Linked DNA regions of Homo sapiens: region 1 is linked to region 2. A link is a loop called in an ENCODE intact Hi-C map of the cell type or tissue named here. Cell type or tissue: K562. All regions are shown on one strand. Each heading gives the region's core, and the rest is flanking DNA. Links, peaks and the distances in the headings are about the cores only.

Region 1 (10,392 bases), core at 2,593-7,592, 54 kb before region 2:
CGCCGCGCAGCCGCAGCTCGCGCTGGATGTGGATGAAGGCCACCTCGCGCGCGCGCCGGCCCGCCTCGCCGTCCTGATCCAGGCCCGCCGTGCCCGGCGGTGGCGTCAGGATCAGCGTCTCCATGTCGGGCTCGCGGCTCCGCGCCGGGGGCGGCCGCGCGGGGCTGCCGGCCGCCAGCGCTACCTTGGCGAACTTGCGCACTGTTGGCCCGTGGCTGCGTGGCGCGGGCGCGGGCAGGGCCGGTGTCCCCGGTGGCGCGGTGCCGGGTCCCACGGCCACGGACACGCTGAGCAGGAAGCACTCTGCCGGTTCGTAGAGGCGCCCAGCGGCCGCCAGCTCGCGCGCGTAGCTGCCCAGGGGCGCCGCGTGTGTGGCCAGCTCACGCAGCGATAGGTAGGTGGGGGATAGCAGCAGCCCCTCCAGGCCAAAGCGCAGGAAGTTGTCGGCCGAGCCTGGACTTGGGAAGCCCAGGAAGAGCACGCCGCGGCCGCGCGACAGGAAGCCGACACGCGCGATGCGCGAGAAAGCGCGGTGCACCGGGCCGCTGTCGCGGCAAAACTGCAGTACGTGGCGGCACACGCTGCCCACGCGGCCGTACACGCAGCGCGCCTTGTGGGCGTCCCAGTCCTCGCGGCGGCACAGGCGCGAGCAGTAGTAGGTGTAGCAGCTGTGGCAGGACTTGAAGTAGAGGCAGGCGTTGAACATGGTCTCGGTGCGCCGGCAGCGCGCATTGGAGCAGGTCATCAGGTCGTCCTCGTCGGCGCTGGGTTCGGGGGACGCGTCGGCCGCCTCTCCCGGGGCCGCGGGCTCCTCGGCGCTGCCGGCCGAGGCGGGGGGCGAGCGTGGCGGCGCCAGCGCGGGGGCCCCGGAGCCCGCGGGCCGCGAGTCCAGCAGTCGGCGCAGTTGGGGGCCCAGGCAGTCGGCCGCGGGCTCTGAGGCCTGGCCGGCGGTGGGTCGCGAGTCGATGACCAGGTCCGTGATGAGCTCGTCCAGCTGCTCTAGGCTCCGCTGGCGGCCAGAGGTGGGGCCGTCGGGGGCCGCGTGGGGAGGTGGCCGCGTGCGGCCCCCGGGCAACTCCCAGGCCCTGGCGCTCGGGCGCTCGGTGGCGCGCAGGTCATTGTCAGTGATGGTGATCTCGGGCGTCACGTACCAGTTGCGGCCCAGGCCCTCGCCCGCGCGGCCCTTCTCCGTCAGCGACGTCTCGGACAGGGACAGTGCGGCGTAGCGTCTGGGAGAGGTGGACAGGTTCACGACGACGGGCGGGCGCCGGCCTTCGGGGGACACGCCTCGCGGCTCCCGCACCTCGCGCCCCAGCAGGTTCTCGTAGCTGCGGCCGCGGCCCAACGGGTCTTCTCGGCGCGGCCCCGGGGCCAGAATGTTGTCCCAGGAGCGCGAGTAGTGGCGGCTGTCGGTGGCCAGCCGGGGCGGACTGGTGCCGGTGCCGCCGTGCCAGGAGGCGAGCAACGGGTCGGGGTCAGAGGGCGGCACCACTTGCAGGGTGCGGTACGGTCGCGGGCCCCAGTCCGCCCAGGCCGGGCTGCTGCGCGGGTGCGGGTACGTCCGAGCCAGGACGTCACGCTCGCGGTACCTTCCGAAGTCCTCCGTGTAAAAGGGGCGGGCGGTGGAGTGGGCCCGGGGCTCCTCGGGGACATAGCGGGGCCCGTAGGGCAGGCCGTAGGCTCGTGGAGCCTCCCCATAGTAGGAGCGGGAGGGCGGTTCCTGGATTGGGAAGGTGCGCACCTCTCCTGCGTAGTAGCCGCCCATGCGCCTTGGACTGGGCCCCGAGAGCTCCTCGGACGGATAGGGCCTGGGGTAGTAGGCGTCGAAGGTTGGGCCGGGACTGGCTGCAAAGCTGCCCCGGAAGCCTTGGGGCTCCTCTGTATAGAAGAACTGGGTGGGGCCCGGCGGGGTGGTGAAGGGCAGACTGCGGCGCTCGGCGTAGTCCCGGGGCCCAGGCAGGGGCCCGTCGCAGTAGAACGCCCGGGGATCCGCACAGTATGAGTCGCTGGGCGTCGGGGTGCGCGACAGCGCCATGTGGCGGGGCCCGGGCACCGTGAGGCCGTGGAACTGCGGGGCGGGGCGGGCCCAGTGCGCGGCCTCGGTGGGCCCGCAGGACCGCGAGCCCCGGGTGGCGTGCTGGAGCACTGCGTCGTCTGGCTTGATGTCCAGGCGGCAGCGCACGTGGGGGGCGGGACCCGCGGGTGGCTCGGGCGGTGCGCAGCGGCCCGCGGCGGCGCACAGGGGCGCGACGCGGCCGGGGCCGCCCCGCTGCGGCTGCAACTTGATGGGATGCAGCTCGTTGGCAAGGGCGCGGAGCGCCGGGTACGCGGGCTCCCGGCGCGGCGATGCCTCGGCCCGCGCCGCACGCTGGGCCTCCCGCCCTCGGCGGGGCAACACCGGCGGCGAGGCGGGCGCGGGCGTCAGGCCCGGGGGCGCGCGGGGCGCACTCTTGGAGCGGGCGCGGCGGCGTGGCTCGGCTTCGCGGGTCCGGGCGCGCGGCACAGCGGACTCCGGCGGCGGTGGCTCCGGCAGGGTCTCCATGGCCGGCCCGTCCAGCGCCTCCAGGAAGTCGAAGCTGCGGCAGTGGCGCTTGTTGAAAGGCGCGGGCTCAGCAGGCCGGGCCACGGATCGCTCACATGGCGAGCACTTGGACGCGGGTCCCGGGGTCGCCACCTTGATGTCCTGGTACACGGTCGACACCAGCAGGTCCGGAGGGTCCGTACGGGTCATCTTAAAAGAGGTCCCCAGGCTGGCGGCTCCAGCTCACACTGCCTTGCGGGGCTTTTGCCCTGGGGGGAGACGCGGGTCAGGGCGGCCCCCTCCGCAGCCCAGGCCCCGCTACTCCCCCACGCTGGCCCGGCTTACCTGGGGCGCAGCGGGCGGAGCAGCCCTGGCTGCGGGCCTGGGCCGAGAACGCGGGCGCTTCCTCCATGCCGGGGTCAGAAGCACCTGCGGGAGGAACCCAGCTGTCCAGGCGCCCGTCCTGCCCGTCCCCCCGTCCTCTCCCTGCGATGGGGCGGGCGGGCCAGAAAGGCTTAGCCGTGGTTGTGGTTCCCGCGGCGGGAGCTCCCGCGTGAAGCTCCAGGGCCTCCCCTCCCCCGACTAGTGACGGCGGGGTCGGCTCGGGTGGACCCCTTTCCGGGTGGGGTAGGGGAGTGGGGGCGTGGTCCTGGGGCTGCGCCCTCTGGTGTCCGCAGTTGGAAGGACGGGCCGCATTTGGGCCTTATTTATAGGTGTTGCCCCAGGAGACGTCAGTGACTGCGCCCCCGTCACAGCGCCCACTGCAGAGCGACCCCTCCGATCGCGCACAGTGGAAGGCGAGTCCCTGGGCCTCAGCCTTAGCCGGCTCTGCACCAAGTGGGTGACACCAACCACCCCACCTGCTGGCCGGGCCGAGCACAGAGCCCCGCCCCCAGCACTGCAAGGACCCACGCCTAGGTGCCCTCAACTTCCCGCGAGCCCCAGGCCAGAAAAATGCCCCCAGAGAGCATACCCGGGCCCTAAATCTCCCTTTCCTCTGCCGACACCTTTTCTGACCCCAAGTATCTTTGGGTGGTTGAAACAAGGCCCCAGCTTTGTGTAAACGCACAGGACACCCCCCTAGGGTTTGCAAGGCAGTCCCAAGCCATCGAGCCGCGAGCTCGTGGCAGCCCCTCCTCTGAGCTGCGCACCAGGCCTGGAAGCTGCCCGCTGGGGGTGGGCAGGGCGGAGGGTGGGGGAAGCCCCACTGCTTTGCAGGAGAGGGCCCTCCCCATTTCGCTCAGAAGGTTCCATGGAAACCTGCATTTCTTAGGCCCCCACGCGGCAGGCTGGCCTGGGTTCAGATGTGGGCTGCCAACCCCTCTGTGATCCCAGAGCCAGCTGGGGGGTGCGTCAGAGAGTGGCCACAGGCCTGGCCTCTGCACACCCAACACCTGGTCTGGGGGGTCTACCCCAGAGTGAGCTGGGGAAAGCGGGTACCTGGCCAGGCCCCTTGCAGGGCAGAACCTCAGGTGGATGGGCCTCTCGGGGTCTGGCCGGGTCCCCCCTCTGTGTCCCAGGTGTGCAGGGGCTTCCTGCTGGCAGGGCTGTTTTTCTGGGTCAGGGCCACGAGTCCCAGGCCTTGTGCCCATCCCAGCCTCCCCCGCCCACCCCCCCATCTCCCCCCTCCACCCCACCCGTGGCAGGACTGTCTACCCTCCTGCTCCCTCTTTCATGCTAAGCTCAAGGCCAGGCCGGAATCCGGCCGGATGACAGGGTGTGAGGCTCCACCCCAGGGAGGTGACAGTCGGCCTTGCTGGCTGCAGCTGTCGGTGACACCCCCTCCCGTGGGGATGGGGGTGGGGTCGGCCCTCTCCCGGGCCCAAGGCCTTCTGGAGCCCACGGAGATGGCTGGCGGCCTTCCCCACCTCCCAGCCCTGCCTTGCCTTGCCTTGCCCTGGCTGGGAGCGGCCCTTCAAGGGATACAGCCGGTGTTGCCTGGGGGCGGGGACTCCCCATCCTTTCGGCTGCCCTAAGGCAGCTTCCCCCGCCCATGACGGTGACACACTCAGCAACTCGGCCCCTAGCCCCTTACCTGGGTGCTGCTCTGGCTGTGCCCCGGTGGGCTGTGCCACCCCCAGGTCGGCTCCTCTGTGTCCCCGGCACTGCTGCGTCCCCGGCACGGGCAGAAGCTTCCAGGCAGCAGCGCGGATCCTGGCCTGGCTGCTCAGTGCTGCCCCTGATGGCAGCTGAAGGGGCTGTACTTAAAGGGGCCGCACCCAGTGGGGGCTGCACCGTGGAGCTGGGGATCATGAGCTGCACTGGCTCCAATTTGGGGCTGTGCAGAGCACAGGGTCCCTGCAGCACCCCCAAGACACAGACCTCAGTGTCTAAGCAGGAGTCTTGTGGCCCGGAGCAGCCTGCCAGTCCCGCCAGTGTCACCCCAACACACTTGCCTGAGAGGAGGGGCCCGAACCCTGGCCTGGGCTGCAGAGATTGGTCAGGGGCATCTTGGAATTCGCATCTCCTGTCGGGCGAGGCAGGAGCAGATGGGCTACTCTGTGCCCCACTGGCCTCTCCCCAGGCCCTATCTGCTTCAAGGCTGCCAATGCCAAAATCTTGGCGGGTACCTGGGGCCAGATGGCCCCTGCAGCCTCTTGTGTCCCCAGGATGCCATCCTCTCTGGGTGAGGCCACTCCTGCATCCGGTCCCTGCCAGCCTGGGAAGGCCTGCACGTGACCTGCCATACCTGCCTGGTAATGTCCTCGTCCCACTCTGCCAGCCCCTCCCCAAGGCATTGGGCCTGGGAACGTTCTAGCTTGGCAGAGGGGTGGGGAGCTGATGCCCTTGGCTCTGAAGGGCAGGACCTACCCCATTCTGCACTGTTCAAAGCAGGGCCCACTGAAACCCCAACATAGCCGTCCATGGTGTGATCCTGTCAAGTTCACGTACTGTCGACCCATCCCCACACCAGGCGAACCCCTGAACCCGGCCCTGACCTCATGGGCTGTGGGCTAAGGGGCCAGGCTAAGCTTGCTGTGGGCCACAGCACCTGCTCAGGGACTGCAGTGACTGCCCAACACCCTGGGGCCACAAGGCTCCCAGGCAGAGGAGCCTCCAGCTTGGCCACCTCCTCCCCTTCACTGGCACACTCTTCCTGCCTGCCCTGCAGGGTTCTCATGGCAACAGTAGCTGTGGGGGTGGAGGCTGGGCGCTGCTGACAGCTGGAGGGGGCAGGAGCCTGAAGGCGGGGGGCAGGGCTGCAGGCGGCTGCCTGGGAGCCTTGCAGAGTGGACTTCCACCTCCTGGGGCTGAGGTCGCCAAGCGTGCTGCGTGCAGCTGCTGAGCCCTGGCACAGGTGGGCTGGAATGTACCCAGGGTGTGGCCAGACTTGGTGGGACGTCCTCACACCACTGCTGGGCAGCCTCCTGCCAACCCACGGCAGCCTGGGCCCGGGGCAGCGGGAGCAGAGGTACAGGCAGAAGAACAGACACACGCAGAGTGAAACAGGAGTGCTTTATGGTCTGAGTGGAGTGTTTGGGAGGAGTGCCTCCCGGCTCCTGCCTTCGGGCTCACCTGAGCGGGGGCGCAGCTGAGGCCACTGTGGGAAACACAACCCCCACTCCCAGGAGAGGCCTCACATGCTGCCTTCGGTCTCGCCAGCCTTCTAGCGTGGGGCCTGGGCCGCCCTTTAGGGTGAGTCTGCACACCCGTGTTCAGGGCTCCCGGCCGGAAGCGGAACCATAGGCATGCTGCGGCCCCAGATGAGCGCGGAGGGCAAGCAGGTGCCGGGGCAGCGCACACCCCACAGCCAAGCGGCCCCTGCCCAGCCTCTGTAAACAGACCCTCACAGGTCCCTCCTGGGCCTCAGTCACATCCCTGAGAAACACTGGCGGCTCTGCCCCGAGAGGGCCAGGGTGTCCACCGAGCCTGGCTGAAGCCAGCTGTCCCCTCCCTTCTTGCAGAGCAGGCTCACACTGGGCCTGAAGGCCCAGCACCTGCAGGGCCCAGCCTGGGGACCACCAATGCCCGGCCTCTTCCAGCTCAGAAGCGCACACGGCAGCCACGGGGCAGCGGCAAAGGCGATGGTACAGAGGCAAATGCCTCCCCAGGCAGTGACAGGCACGCCCCCCGCCCCAGGGCGGCCACTGCCCACGCCGGCCTAGAGCTCCTCGTAGTCGCCACCCCCAGGGTGGCGGCCGCCCGGGGCCCCGCCCCCCAGGAAAGCCTCCAGCTCATCGGCAGCCGTCCTCTCCCTGCTGCGCGGGGGCCGCTGCTGCCGCCGTCGCCGCTCCTCCTTGCCCTCCTCCTTGTCCTTGCTCTTCTTGTGTTTGCTCTTCTTCTTGGCAGCTTTTTCTTCTTCCTGAGGAGCACAAGGATGGGGCGCCATGGAGTCACAGGAAGCCACAGCCCTGGTCCCAGGACCGCATGCCACCCAGTCCTGGCCTGCCAGGAAGGGGAGTAGCCAGTACCTCTTTGCCTTTTTTCTTCTTCTTCTTCTTCTCCTTAGAGGGGGTTTTGCCCTCCTTACCTGCACAGACAGGACAGACAGTGGCTCAAACTCAGGCCAACGGGGACCCCAAGCTGGGTGACAGGACTTCTCTAGAAACTCACAAAGCAGCGAGCCCCAGCCCTCCAGGAGGCCCTGCTGATGGACAGGACCACACTGCAAACATCAGCTCCTGCAGGGGGCTGCCAGGAGCATGGCACAGCATCCTGGACTCAGGAGAGGACCCCGGCCAGCGGCCAGCAGCTGGGAGGAGGCCCACGTTCTACCCAAACTCCAGCAGGCTGACCGCACTCTGGTGCCCCCACCCACCTTCCTCACTGCTCTCCTTGGGTCCGGCCTCCTCCAGCCCCAGCCCGAAGAGGTCCGAGTCATTCTTCAGTCTGAAGGCGGGGAGAGGGAGCTTGGGGGGTGGGGGCGGCTCGGCAGGGCCCTCATCCTCGTCAGTCACATCGGAGGGGTCATCTCGCACGGGAAAGTCATCCTGGAGCAGGGAGAGCAACTGGTCAGGCCATCATCCCTCCCACACCCCCAGGGGTTGTGGGATCTCAAACCAGGCCGGCAAGGCCCAAGTGTGGGGACATGAGATGCCTCTTCCAGAAGCCTCCTCCCACTGCACCCACCCAGATCAGGCCTGTGGGAGGGACCCTGGCCACCTGGCTGACCTCTGCCCCGGGAGGACTCGTCTTACCGCCCTGCGCTGTGTGTCTGATCCCTCGCTCTCAAAGTCGGGGTCATCCATGACGAAGGACAGCATTTGTGCAGCAATGGGTCCCTCGGGGTCACTCTCCGACGAGGAGGCCTGCTCACCCTTCCCCGGCTCCATCTCAGCAGGGGGCCTGGTGCTGCTGCGCTTCTCCGGACCTGTGCGAACAGAGACACCGCCTGGCCAGGGGGGTGCTGCGGTCCTCGTGGGAGCTGTCCCCCTCCGTGGCTTCGAAGCTGGTATGGAGGACCTTTGTGGACAAGCAGAGGGTCAGTCAGGGTCCTCTGGAGGCGTCCTGAACTGCCCCACCCGGGTCTCCAGGCCGCACCCGTGGGGACACCTGCCCTTACCACTTGGTCTCTGGCTCTGAGCACTGCTGGGGAGCTGGGGCAGGGCCTTTTGTGGGAGCTGCCACTTCTGCTTCCTCCTCACTCGAAAGAGTGATGTCTTGACTGGGGACGGGGCCTGCAGGCAGCGGGGGACTCCCACGTGGCTGGTCTTCGAGGTCCACATCGTCCTGGAACCCTGCCACCATCGGGTTGCCGCCCAGGGCCTCCCCATCACTGCAAAGCAGGGGGCAAAGCGGTCAAGGGCCACGGGGTAGGGATGGCTGGCCGGGCTCACGGGCCTTGGTTCTAGGCGCCCTGGTACCCAGCACACCCTGGCCGTGGGGCCACCCCACCCCAGGTGCTGTGTTGTGGAGAGGCCCCCTCATGGTCACAGGGCTTCTGAGCAGGAAGGGGTCGGGGGCACAAGGTTGGACACAGTGCTGCCCTGCGGCCGCTCAGTGGGTGAAGGATGTGGAGCCGCACAAGTGGGCGCTCGTGGAGGAGGCGGGCCCAGCTCAGGGCCACGGGGCTTTCTGTCCTTTGTGTATTTCTGGAGGAAGCCGCTGCCCCACAGCAATGGGTGAGGCTGAGGTGCTGAGGCCACTGTGGGTGGAGCTTGTCCAGGGCTGTCCTGGGACCAAATGCAGGGCTTTGCTGCAGGCAAAATTTGGGGCAGCTTGGCAGACAGAGTGGTGGGAGGGGCTGGCAGATGGCTGGGGAGGCGGCTCTAGCTCCCAGCTCTAGGACCTGCAGGAAGCCGCCCCTGTCTCTGCAGCACCTGGATCCTGGCCCTGTGGAGACCACATCTGGTGGCCTGAACCTCCCATATGACCTGCAGTGGCCTCTCCAATGGCTTCCATGTGGCATCTGCCCACAGAAGACCCCAAGGTGCCCCTGTCCTCTCCAGGGTGTGGGCAGAGCAGGTGGCCAGGCCTTTCTGATGTCTGGAAGCCCCGTCCAAGCCCTTCCCTCGTCTGCTCCAGCCACAGAGCTGCTCTGTCCTCAGCCAACAGTGACCAGCCGGCGGGGGGCCCCTTCTGCGCCCCTAGAAAGCCAGCCCCACCTGCTGCTCGGGCACCCTGGAGGCTGGGGGGCAATGGGAGAGGAGGCCCAGGCCCACCCCTCACCTGTCGCTGTCCTGCTGGGCAGCCTTGGCCCCCACCTTCTTCTCGTCCCTGGCGGGGGTTGTGTCTTCCAGGAAGCTGCGGTCCAGGCGGTCGTCAGGAACAAAGTCCTCCACACTCTGGACCGTTGCTGGGCCCTCTGCGGCCGGGACTGGCTCTGTGAACAGTGATGCCGGGTCCTCTTCACTCGGCACCAGAACCCTCACTGCACCCAACCCCAAGCCAGGCCCACCCGGGATGTGCCCACGGGACTGGGACAAGCAGGAAGAAGCGTGGAGCGCTCCGAAATCCAGGACCCCACCTGTGAGGGCCTGGGGGTCTGGGACCAGTTTGGGAGGGGCAGCTCCAGGGCCTACCTGGAGGTGGAGGGGCTGCCTCGGTGGCAGGTGACGTCCCAAACAGCCTAGAGATGATGCTGCGCCGTGGGGCGGGGGCTGAGGGGCACGCAGGTGGGGGCAGGGCCTCTGAGGGTGGTACAGGGGGCACAGAGGATGGTGGGGCGGCATTGAGGGGCAGCTGTGGGGCGGGCTGGGGTGTGCCGGGGCTGGAGCTCCCCGTGGACACAGCGCCTGCAGGCACCACTGGTGACTGGGAGCCCGGGGATGGGCTCTGCCCGTTGGCCGCCAGTGGGGACGCATGGCCACGGCTGCGAGCCTCCATCATCTCCAGGAAGCTGAAAGGCAGAAGGCGGGTGAGAAGCCTGGCTCCCCTGCCTCTCCCTGAGGCCCTCAGGTGACAGGGGGCTCTCTGCTGCTGCTGCTGGGGCTGGGAAGAGCCACTGTGTTCTGGGCCACCCGCCCCACAGAGGCCATCATCCCCATCCACTTCCAAGGGCAGCAGTGCCAGCCAGGCACGGTGGCTCATGCCTGTAATCCCAGCACTGTAGGAGGCCAAGGCAGGCAGATCACGAGGTCAGGAGGTGGAGACCGTCCTGGCTAACGCAGTGAAACCCCGTCTCTACTAAAAATACAAAAAAAATTAGCCGGGTGTGGTGGCGGGTGCCTGTAGCCCCAGCTACTTGGGAGGCTGAGGCAGGAGAATGGCGTGAACCCGGGAGGCGGAGCTTGCGGTGAGCCGAGATCACACCACTGCGCTCCAGCCTGGGCGACAGAGCGAGACTCCATCTCAGAAAAAGAAAGAGCAGCAGTGCCAAAGGGTGGGGACAGCAGGCACCAGCGTACATGTGTCCAGCTCCCCTGAAAGTCACTTCGGATCTGTTCTGAGGCACAGCTGTTGGGGGCTCCATGCAGAGGTGGCCAGATGGC
Region 2 (10,392 bases), core at 1,362-6,361:
CACCCGGACGCCCTGAGCCCCTTAGCAAGAGAGTGCCCCCAGCCTCCGCCACTCTTCCCTGACGAGGGCACCCCCACGCCCCGGCCCCCCGCCTCGCTCAGGTCAGCTTCTGGGGTTTGAGGCCCGCGTCCCAGACCGGCCTTCTCACCGGGTGCTTGGCAGCCACGGCGTCGTCCACCCGGGACAGACCCAAGTTCACCATGGTTGGCAGGGCTCGGGGAGCGGGCCTGCGCAGGCGCAGGCGGAAGGGCGGGACGGGAACCTGGGGGTGTGGCCCAGAGGACAGGCCTGCGCAGTTACGGACGGAGGGGCAGGGCCCGGATCTGGGGGCGAGGCCTAGGGACCGGCCCGCGCTGGAACAGGCGGAGGGGGCGGGGCCTAGGAGACGGCGCCTGAGGGCGGGTCCGCGCGGCAGCAGGCGGAGGGGGCGGGACCTGGGAGACGTGATCTGGGGGCGGGGCCTGAGAGACGGGACTTTGGAGACGCGACCTGGGGGCGGGGCCTGAGAGACAGGACCGGGGAGCGGGCCTGCGCAGGCGGAGGTGTCGGGTTCTAAGAGGCGGGTCCTGCCGGGTGCAGGCGGAGGGGCCAGGGCCTTGGATTGGGGGCGGAGCATGGATCGAGCCTGCTAGAGCGCAGGGGAGAGGGGTGGGGCCTGGGGCCTGGCCACGCCTCTAGGAGCTTGGGCCCTGTGACCTCCGGCGACGACTGGGCGGGGCGAAGGCGGGCACCGGGCGGGGCGTGGCTGAGAGCGTGCGCTCCTCCCCCCGGCCGGGCCTCATTCCCACACTTGCAGAGGCCTGATGATTGTCAGTGTTATTTTGCTTGAGGACTACAATCAGGGATTGAATTTCTCATAAGCCACCACGGAGTGGGGATGTATAAAATCACTGTTTAGCAAAGTGGTTCTGTAACCAGCAGCTTAGTAGCTGAGCCTCAAACTCCTTTTGTTTTGCATGACAAAGAGTCTTTACTTTCAAATAATTATCGATACACCAAGTAATAACATGTACAAGTTCTTGAATTCTATCATCTAGTAATTTTGATTAAGAGAAACTAAAATCAGCCCAAACAATTCCACTAGTATTCACTGGTGTAACCATTAGCAAGAACGGAGGACTTCAAGTCAGGCTGCTGCTTCACACAGGTTACAAATAACTATTTACTACTTTTTCATCGATAAAGTCCCTGATCTTCAAGAAAGTGCTAGGGAAAAAAATTAACCCCTTCCTTTCTTCAAAGAATTATTATGTGGTTTTTTTTTTTAAACTAGATCAAAGAAAGAAAAAGTCAACACTGATATACGTGTTGCTTGAGCCAAAAGGCATGGGAAAAAAGACAACATATAACCATTAAATTCCTAAGAAATATGAGGTAAAAAGATGAAATCTTGGCCAGGTGCGGTGGCTTACGCCTGTAATCCCAGCACCTTGGGAGGCCGAGGCAGGTGGATCACAAGGTCAGGAGTTAAATACTAGCCTGGCCAAGATGGTGAAACCCCGTCTCTACTAAAAATACAAAAATTAGCCGGGCGTGGTGGCAGGTGCCTATAATCCCAGGTACTGGGGAGGCTGAGGCAGGAGAATCACTTGAACCTGGGAGGTGGAGGTTGCAGGGAGCCAAGATCGTGCCACTGCACTCCAGCCTGGGCGACAGAGTGAGACTCTGTTTCAAAAAAAAAAAAAAGGCTGAAGTCTTTAGATAATTTATAAGTCTGTACAAAAAAGCTAGATTTGCTACTCTTCAAAATGTGGAAGGACCTACTCTATAATATATGGAAATAATTTAATGCCATTTGTGGGGAAAAGAGAGATCAGACTGTTACTGTGTCTGTGTAGAAAAAGGAAGACATAAGAAACTCCATTTTGATCTGTACTAAGAAAAATTATTCTGCTTTGAAATGCTGTTAATCTGTAACCTTAGCCCCAACCCTGTGCTCACAGGAACATGTGCTGTATTGACTCAAGGTTTAGGGGATTTAGGGCCGTGCAGGATGTGCCTTGTTAACAATGTGTTTGCAGGCAGTACGCTTGGTAAAAGTCATCACCATTCTCCATTCTCCATTAACCAGGGACACAGTGCACTGCGGAAAGCCGCAGGGACCTCTGCCCAAGAAAGCCTGCGTATTGTCCAGGTTTCCCCCCACTGAGACAGCCTGAGATATGGCCTCGTGGGAAGGGAAAGGCCTTACCGTCCCCCAGGCTGACAACCATAAAGGGTCTGTGCTGAGGAGGATTAGTGAAAGAGGGAGGCCTCTTTGCAGTTGAGATAAGAGGAAGGCATCTGTCTCCTGCTCGTCCCTGGGAATGGAATGTCTTGGTGTAAAACCCAACCGTACATTCTATTTACTGAGATAAGAGAAAACCGCCCTGTGGCTGGAGGTGAGACATGCTGGCGGCAATACTGCTCTTTACTGCACTGAGATGTTTGTGTAAAGTCAAACATAAACCTGGCCTACGTGCACATCCAGGCACAGCACCTTTCCTTAAACTTATTTATGACACAGAGTCCTTTGCTCATGTTTTCCTGCTGACCTTCTCCCCACCATTACCCTATAGTCCTGCCACATCCCCGTCGCCGAGATAGTAGAGCTAGTGATCAATAAATACTGAGGAAACTCAGAGACCAGTGCTGGCGTGGGTCCGCACTTGCTGAGCGCCGGTCCCCTGGGCCCACTTTTCTTCCTTTATACTTTGTGTCTTATTTCCTTTTCTCAGTCTCTCGTCTCCACCTTGTGAGAAATACCCACAGGTGTGGAGGGGCAGGCCCCCTTCATCTGGCACCCATCGTGGGTTCCGTTCTGTAAGGTGAAGATACGCTATGGTGTGATAGTTTAGGACAAAACGAGTACGTCCGTGGTCAGCTTCGCGGTAAGCTTGTGCACTCGGAGGAACCCAGGGTAACAATGGGACAAACTGAAAGTAAATATGCCTCTTATCTCAGCTTCATTAAAATTTTTTTAAGAAGAGGGGGAGTTAGAGCCTCTACAGAAAATCTAATTACACTATTTCAAACAATAGAACAATTCTGCCCATGGTTTCCAAAACAAGGAACTTTAGATCTAAAAGATTGGGAAAAAATTGGCAAAGAATTAAAGCAAGCAAATAGGGAAGGTAAAATCATCCCACTTACAGTATGGAATGATTGGGCCATTATTAAAGCAGCTTTAGAATCATTTCAAACAGGAGAAGATAGCGTTTCAGTTTCTGATGCCCCTGAAAGCTGTGTAATAGATTGTGAAGAAGAGGCAGGGACAGAATTCGAGAAAGGAACGGAAAGTTCACATTGTAAATATGTAGCAGAGTCTGTAATGCCTCGGTCAGCGCAAAATGTTGACTACAATCAATTACAGGAGGTAATATATTCTGGACCACTAAAATTGGGGGGAAAAGGTCCAGAATTATTGGGGCCATCAGAGTCTAAACCACGATGGCCATCAACTCCTCCTCCCGCGGTTCAGATGCCTGTAACATTACAACCTCAAATGCAGGTTAGACAAGTACAAACCCCAAGAGAATATCAAATAGAAAAGGAAAGAGTCTCTATCCCAGCAATGCCAATCCAGATGCAGTATCCACAATATCAGCTGGTAGAAAATAAGACCCAACTGCCGGTAGCCTATCAATACTGGCCGCCAGCCAAACTTCAGTATCGGCCGCCCCCAGAGTATCAGTATGGATGGCCAGGATGTTTCCAGCACCGCAGGGCAGGGCGCTATAGCCGCAGCCGCCCACTATGAGACGTAATCCTACAGCACCACCTAGTGGACAGGGTCGTGCATTACATAAAATTATTGAAAAGACAAAACAAGGGGATACTGACGCGTGGCAGACCCCGGTAATATTAGAACCCATACCACCTGGAAGAGGGGCCCAAGAGGGAGCGCCTCCCCGAGCTGATGCCAGAAATGGGTCCTTTTCTATGAAAATGCTAAAAGACATGAAAGAGGGAGTAAAACAGTATGGACCCAACTCCCCTTATATAAGAACATTATTAGATTCCACTGCTCATGGACATAGACTCATTCCTTATGATTGGGAGATTTTGGCCAAATCATCACTCTCACCTCAATTTTTACAATTTAAGACCTGGTGGATTGATGGGACACAAGAACAGGTCCGAAAAAATAGGGCTGCCAATCCTCCAGTTAACACAGATGCAGATCAAGTATTAGGAACAGGTCAAAATTGGAGCACTACTAATCAACAAGCAATAATACAATATGTGGCCATTGAGCAAGTTAGAGCTATCTGCCTTAGAGCCTGGGAAAAAAATCCAAGACCCGGGAACCACCTGCCCCTCATTCAATACAATAAGACAAGGCTCTAAAGAGCCCTACCCTGATTTTGTGGCAAGGCTCCAAGATGCTGCTCAAAAGTCAATGGCCAATGAGAATGCCCGTAAGGTCATAGTGGAGTTGATGGCATACGAAAACGACAATCCTGAGTGTCAATCAGCCATTAAGCCATTAAAAGGGAATGTCCCAGCAGGGTCAGATGTAGTCTCAGAGTATGTAAAAGCCTATGATGGAATTGGAGGGGCTATGCATAAAGCTATGCTAATGGCTCCAGCAAAAACTGGGGTTGCTTTAGGAGGACAAGTTAGAACATTTGAGGGAAAATGTTATAATTGTGGTCAAATTGGTCATTTAGAAAAGAATTGCCCAGTCTTAAATAAACAGAATATAACAAATCAAACTACTACAGCCAAAAATAAAGAGCCACCTGGCCTGTGTCCAAGATGTGGAAAAGGAAAACATTGGGCTAATCAATGTCGTTCTAAATTTGATAAAAATGGGCAACCATTGTCGGAAAACTGGAAGAGGGGCCAGCCTCAGGCCTCGCAACAAACTGGGGCGTTCCCGATTCAGCCTTTTGTTCCTCAGGGTTTTCAGGGACAACAACCTCCACTGTCACAAGTGCCTCAGGGAACGGGCCAGTTACCACAATACAACAATTGTCCCCCGCCACAAGCGGCAGTGCAGCAGTAGATTTATGTGTTATACCAGCAGTCTCTCTGCTTCCAGGGGAGCCCCCACAAAAAATCCCCTCAGGGGTATACGGCCCACTGCCCGAGGGGACTGTAGGACTCATCTTAGGAAGATCAAGTTTAAATCTAAAGGGAGTTCAAATTCATACTGGTGTGGTTGATACAGATTACAAAGGTGAAATTCAATTGGTTATTAGCTCCTCAATTCCTTGGAGTGCCCGTCCAGGAGACGGAATTGCTCAATTATTACTCCTGCCTTATATTAAGGTTGGAAACAGTGAGACAAAAAGAACAGGAGGGTTTGGGAGCACTGATCTGGCAGGAAAGGCTGCATATTGGGCAAGTCAGGTCTCAGAAAGCAGACCTGTGTGTAAGGCCATTATTCAGGGAAAACAGTTTGAAGGGTTAGTAGACCCTGGGGTGTGGGCGGAAAGCCACCCAGGCGCCGAGACACGAGACTGAAGGCACAAGCTGTTCCAGTATAATCAAGAAAATAGTTAGGAAAAGAGAAAGTTATATTCGAAATAGGATATAGAGATGATTATATATGGATATTATCAATCATTAGTTTTCTGTATTAACCTTTGTATTATTATTATAACCAAAGAAAAACTAGGCCATACAGAGTTAGGAGCTGAAGGGACATTGTGAGAAGTGACCAGAAGACAAGAGTGTGAGCTCTCTGTCACGCCCAGATAAGGGCTGCTTGAGGGCTCCTTGGTCTAGTGGTAGCACCAGCACCTGGGAAGGCACCCGTTACTCAGCGGACCTTGGTCTAGCGGTAGCGCCAGTGCCTGGGAAGGCACCCGTTACTCAGCAGACCTTGGCCTGGCGGTAGCGCCAGCACCTGGGAAGGCACCCATTACTCAGCAGACCTTGGCCTGGCGGTAGCGCCAGTGCCTGGGAAGGCACCCGTTACTCAGCGGACCTTGGCCTGGCGGTAGCGCCAGCGCCTGGAAGGCACCCGTTACTTAGCAGACCAGGAAAGGGAGTCTCCCTTTCCCTGGGAGAGTTAGCGAGCACTCTGCTCCACCAGTTCTTGTGGGGGACCTGACATTCCCCAGGCCTGCCCGCAGTCATCGGAGGCTTCAACGTCTCCCTGTGGTGCTTCAGTGGTCATGCTCCTTGTCCACTTTCATATTCTGCCTGTACACCTGCTGCTTCTCTTAAGTTCTTAGAAGATAGCAGTAGCAGAATTAGCGAAAGTATTAGAGTCTTTGATCTCTCTGATAAGTGCATAGAAGATATGCTAACGTCTGCTGTCCTCCCTCTCTGCTTCAGCTACCACAAAGGGAAAGTCCCCTTGTCATGTGGACACTTGACTTGCTTGTCCTTATCAATCACTTGAGGTGACTCACACTCCTTACCCTGCCCCCTTGCCTTGTATACAATAAATAGCAGTGCATCCAGGCCTTCGGGGCCACTACCGGACTCCGCGCATTGGTGGTAGTGGCCCCAGGGCCCAGCTGTCTTTCCTACTATCCCTTAGTCTCATGTCTTTCTTTCTACAATCTCTCATCTCTGCACATGAAGAGGAAACCCACAAGGTCCTGTAGGGCTGGACCCTACACTGGGGCGGATGTCTCTATCATTGTTTTGCATCAGTGGCCAAGAAATTGGCCAAAAGATGGCTGCAAGTTTGGTGGGCGTAGGCACTGCCTCAGAAGTGTATCAAAGTACTATGATTTTACATTGTTTAGGGCCAGATAATCAAAAAAGTACTGCTCAGCCAATGATTACTCCAATTCCTGTTAATCTGTGGGGTTGAGATTTATTACAACAATGGAGTATGGAAATCAGTATGCCCGCTCCATTATCCAGCCCCATGAGTCAAAAAATCATGACTGAAATGGGACATGTACCAGAAAACGGACTAGGAAAGAGTGAAAATGGTATTGAAGTCCCAATTGAGGCTGAGGGAAATCAAGGAAAAAAAGGGAATAGGTTATCCTTTTTAGGGACGGCCACTGTACAGCCTCCAAAACCCATTCCATTAACTTGGAAAGCAGAAAAACCTGTATGGGTAGATCAATGGCTGCTACCAAAACAAAAACTGGAGGCTTTACATTTATTAGCAAAGGAACAATTAGAAAAGGGACATATTGAGCCTTCATTCTCGCCTTGGAATTCTCCTGTGTTTGTAATTCAGAAAAAATCCGGCAGATGGCGAATGCTAAATGATTTAAGAGCCATTAACGCCATAATTCAACCCATGGGGGCCTCTCCAACCCGCCCTCTCTGGCCCTCATGGCCCTCTCCAGCCATGATCCTCAAAGATTGGCCTTTAATTATAATTGATCTGAAGGATTGCTTTTTTTTACCATTCCTCTGGTGAAGCAGGATTTTGAAAAATTTGCTTATACTATACCAGCCATAAATAATAAGGAACCAGCCACCAGGTTTCAGTGGAAAGTGTTACCTCAGGAAATGTTAAACAGCCCAGCTATTTGTCTGACTTTTGTAGGTCAAGCTCTTCAACTAGTTAGAGACAAGTTTCCAGACTGTTATATTGTTCATTATGTAGATGATATTCTATGTGCTTCAGAAATGAGAGATAAATTAACTGACTGTTACACATTTCTACAAGCAGAGGTTGCCAACGCAGGACTGATGATAGCATCTGATAAAATTCAAACAACAACTCCTTTTCATTATTTAGGGATACAGGTAGAAAATAGAAAAATTAAACCACAAAAAATAGAAATAAGAAAAGATACATTAAAAATATTAAATGAGGCCGGGCACGGTGGCTCACACCTGTAATCCCAGCACTTTGGGAGGCCAAGGTGGGTGGATCACGAGGTCAGGAGATCGAGACCATCCTGGCTAACACGGTGCAACACCAGCTCTACTAAAAATACAAAAAATTAGCCGGGCGCAGTGGCGGGTGCCTGTAGTCCCAGCTACTTGGGAGGCTGAGGCAGGAGAATGGCATGAACCCGGGAGGCGGAGCTTGCAGTGAGCCGAGATCGCACCACTGCACTCCAAATTATTTGAAGAAAATTCGATCAGCACAAGTAAATAGACTAGATCCCTTGGCTCCACTCCAACTTTTGATTTTTGCTACTGCACATTCTCCAACAGGCATCATTGTTCAAAATACAGATCTTGTGGAGTGGTCATTCCTTCCTCACAGTACAGTTAAGATTTTTACATTGTACTTGGATCAAATGGCTACATTAATTGGTCAGGCAAGATTACGAATAATCTAATTGTGTGGAAGTGACCCAGACAAATCATTGTTCCTTTAAACGAGGAACAGTTTAGACAAGCCTTTATCAATTCTAGTGCATGGCAGACTGGTCTTGCTGATTTTGTGGGAATTATTGATAATCATTACCCAAAAACAAACATCTTCCAGTTTTTAAAACTGACTACTTGGATTTTACCTAAAATTACCAGACATAAACCTTTAGAAAATGATCTGACTGTGTTTATTGATGGTTCCAGCAATGGAAAAGCAGCTTACACTGGGCCAAAAGAAGGAGGCCTTGAAACTCAATATCATTCGGCTCAAAGAGCAGAGTTGGTTGCCGTCATTACAGTGTTACAAGATTTTAATCAGCCTATTAATATTGTATCAGATTCTGCATCTGTAGTACAGGCCACAAGGGATATTGAGACAGCCCTAATCAAACATAGCATGGATGATCAGTTAAACCAGCCGTTCAATTTATTACAACAAACTGTGAGAAGAAGAAATCTCCCATTTTATATTACTCATATTTGAGAACACACTAATTTACCAGGGCCTTTAACTAAAGCAAATGAGCAAGCTGACTTACTGGTATCATCTGCATTCACAAAAGCACAAGAACTTCATGCTTTGAGTCATGTAAATGCAACAGGTTTAAAAAATAAATTTAATATCACATGGAAACAGGCAAAAAGTATTGCACAACACTGCACCTGGTGTCAAGCCCTACACCTGCCCACTCAGGAGGCAGGAGTTAATCCCAGAGGTCTGCGTCCTAATGCGTTATGGCAAATGGATGTCACGCATGTTCCTTCATTTGGAAGATTGTCATATGTTCATGTAACAGTTGATACTTATTCACATTTCATGTGGGCAACCTGACAGACAGGAGAAAGTACTTCCCATGTTAAAAGACATTTATTTTTCTTTTTTTGCTGTCATAGGAGTTCCAGAAAAAATTAAAACTGACAATGGACCAGGATACTATAGTAAAGCTTTCCAAAAATTCTTGAATCAGTGGAAAATTGCACGTACAACAGGAATTCCCTATAATTCCCAATGACAGGCCATAGTTGAAAGAACTAATAGAACACCGAAAACTCAATTGGTTAAACAAAGAAAAGAGGGAGACAGTACGGAGTATATCACTCTTCAGATGCAACTTAACCTAGCACTCTATACTTTAAATTTTTTAAACCTTTATAGAAATCAGACTACTACCTCTGCAGAACAACATCTTACTGGTAAAAAGAACAGCCCACATGAAGGAAAACTAATTTGGTGGAAAGACAACAAAAATAAGACATGGGAAATAGGGAAGGTGGTAACGTGAGGGAGAGGTTTTGCTTGTGTTTCACCAGGAGAAAATCAGCTTCCTGTTTGGATACCCACTAGACATTTAAAGTTCTACAATGAACCCATCGGAGATGCAAAGAAAAACGCCTCCGTGGAGACAGAGACACCGCAATTGAGCACCATTGACTCGCCAGATGAACAGAATGGTGATATTAAAAGAACAAATTTTTGAAGCATCAAAAGCCCATTTAAATTTGGTACCAGGAACTGAGGCAATTGCGGGAGTTGCTGATGGCCTCACAAGTCTCTCTCTCTCTCTTTTTTTTAGACGGAGTCTCACTTTGTCGCCCAGGCTGGAGTGCAGTGGCACTATCTCGGCTCACTGCAAGCTCCACCTCCCAGGTTCATGCCATTCTCCTGCCTCAGCCTCCTGAGTAGCTGGGACTACAGGCGCCTGCCACCACGCCCAGCCAATTTTTTTGTATTTTTTTAGTAGAGACAGGGTTTCACTCTGTTAGCCAGGATGGTCTCAATCTCCTGACCTCGTGATCCACCCACCTTGGCCTCCCAAAGTGCTGGGATTACAGGCGTGAGCCACCGTGCCCAGCCGGCCTCACAAGTCTTAACCCTGTCACTTGGGTTAAAACCCTCGGAAGTTCCGCTATCGTAAATTTCGTGTTAATGCTTCTGTCTGTTGTCAGTCTGCAGCTGTACCCAACAGCTCCGAAGAGACAGCGACCATCGAGAATGGGCCATGATGATGATGGTGGTTTTGTCAAAAAGAAAAGGGGGAAATGTGGGGGAAAGAGAGGTCAGACTGTTACTGTGTCTATGTAGAAAAAGGAAGACATAAGAAACTCCATTTTGATCTGTATTAAGAAAAATTCTTCTGCTTTGACATGCTGTTAATC

What was found. A loop is a pair of places that touch in the nucleus more often than their neighbours do. Peaks named below come from ENCODE experiments on the same cell type or tissue, not always from the same donor. Only the 100,000 strongest peaks of a DNase experiment are listed, where the experiment ranks them.
Region 1: it touches region 2 in a loop (8-fold over the local background); 39 of 110 quality-filtered maps call a loop at or near these places.

What each region holds. Positions count from the first base shown.
Region 1 is chr9:136,836,754-136,847,145 of GRCh38, reverse strand. It overlaps RABL6 (RAB, member RAS oncogene family like 6), which reads right to left. Exons shown (of 15, transcript NM_024718.5): 9 at 9,484-9,800; 10 at 9,131-9,284; 11 at 8,025-8,237; 12 at 7,660-7,924; 13 at 7,281-7,452; 14 at 6,934-6,992; 15 at 5,959-6,824. The coding sequence ends at 6,624. AJM1 (apical junction component 1 homolog) reads right to left here and starts at 4,668. Exons shown (of 3, transcript NM_001080482.5): 1 at 4,557-4,668; 2 at 2,867-2,950; 3 at 1-2,790. The coding sequence starts at 2,731. RefSeq lists enhancers at 2,662-3,542, 3,543-4,423, 4,555-4,849, 4,839-4,978, 4,424-5,305 and 1 more and silencers at 4,199-4,528, 5,475-5,769. In K562, for the core only: CTCF peaks have their summits at 3,200 (motif pointing left) and 4,692; DNase peaks (open chromatin) are centred at 4,695 and 6,665; H3K4me3 peaks cover 301 bases.
Region 2 is chr9:136,781,181-136,791,572 of GRCh38, reverse strand. It overlaps TMEM141 (transmembrane protein 141), which reads right to left and starts at 229. Exons shown (of 5, transcript NM_032928.4): 1 at 149-229. The coding sequence starts at 202. RefSeq lists a silencer at 1-842, an enhancer at 3,504-3,663 and a cis regulatory region at 3,571-3,870. In K562, for the core only: a CTCF peak has its summit at 3,751 (motif pointing left); DNase peaks (open chromatin) are centred at 3,712 and 6,302; H3K4me3 peaks cover 242 bases.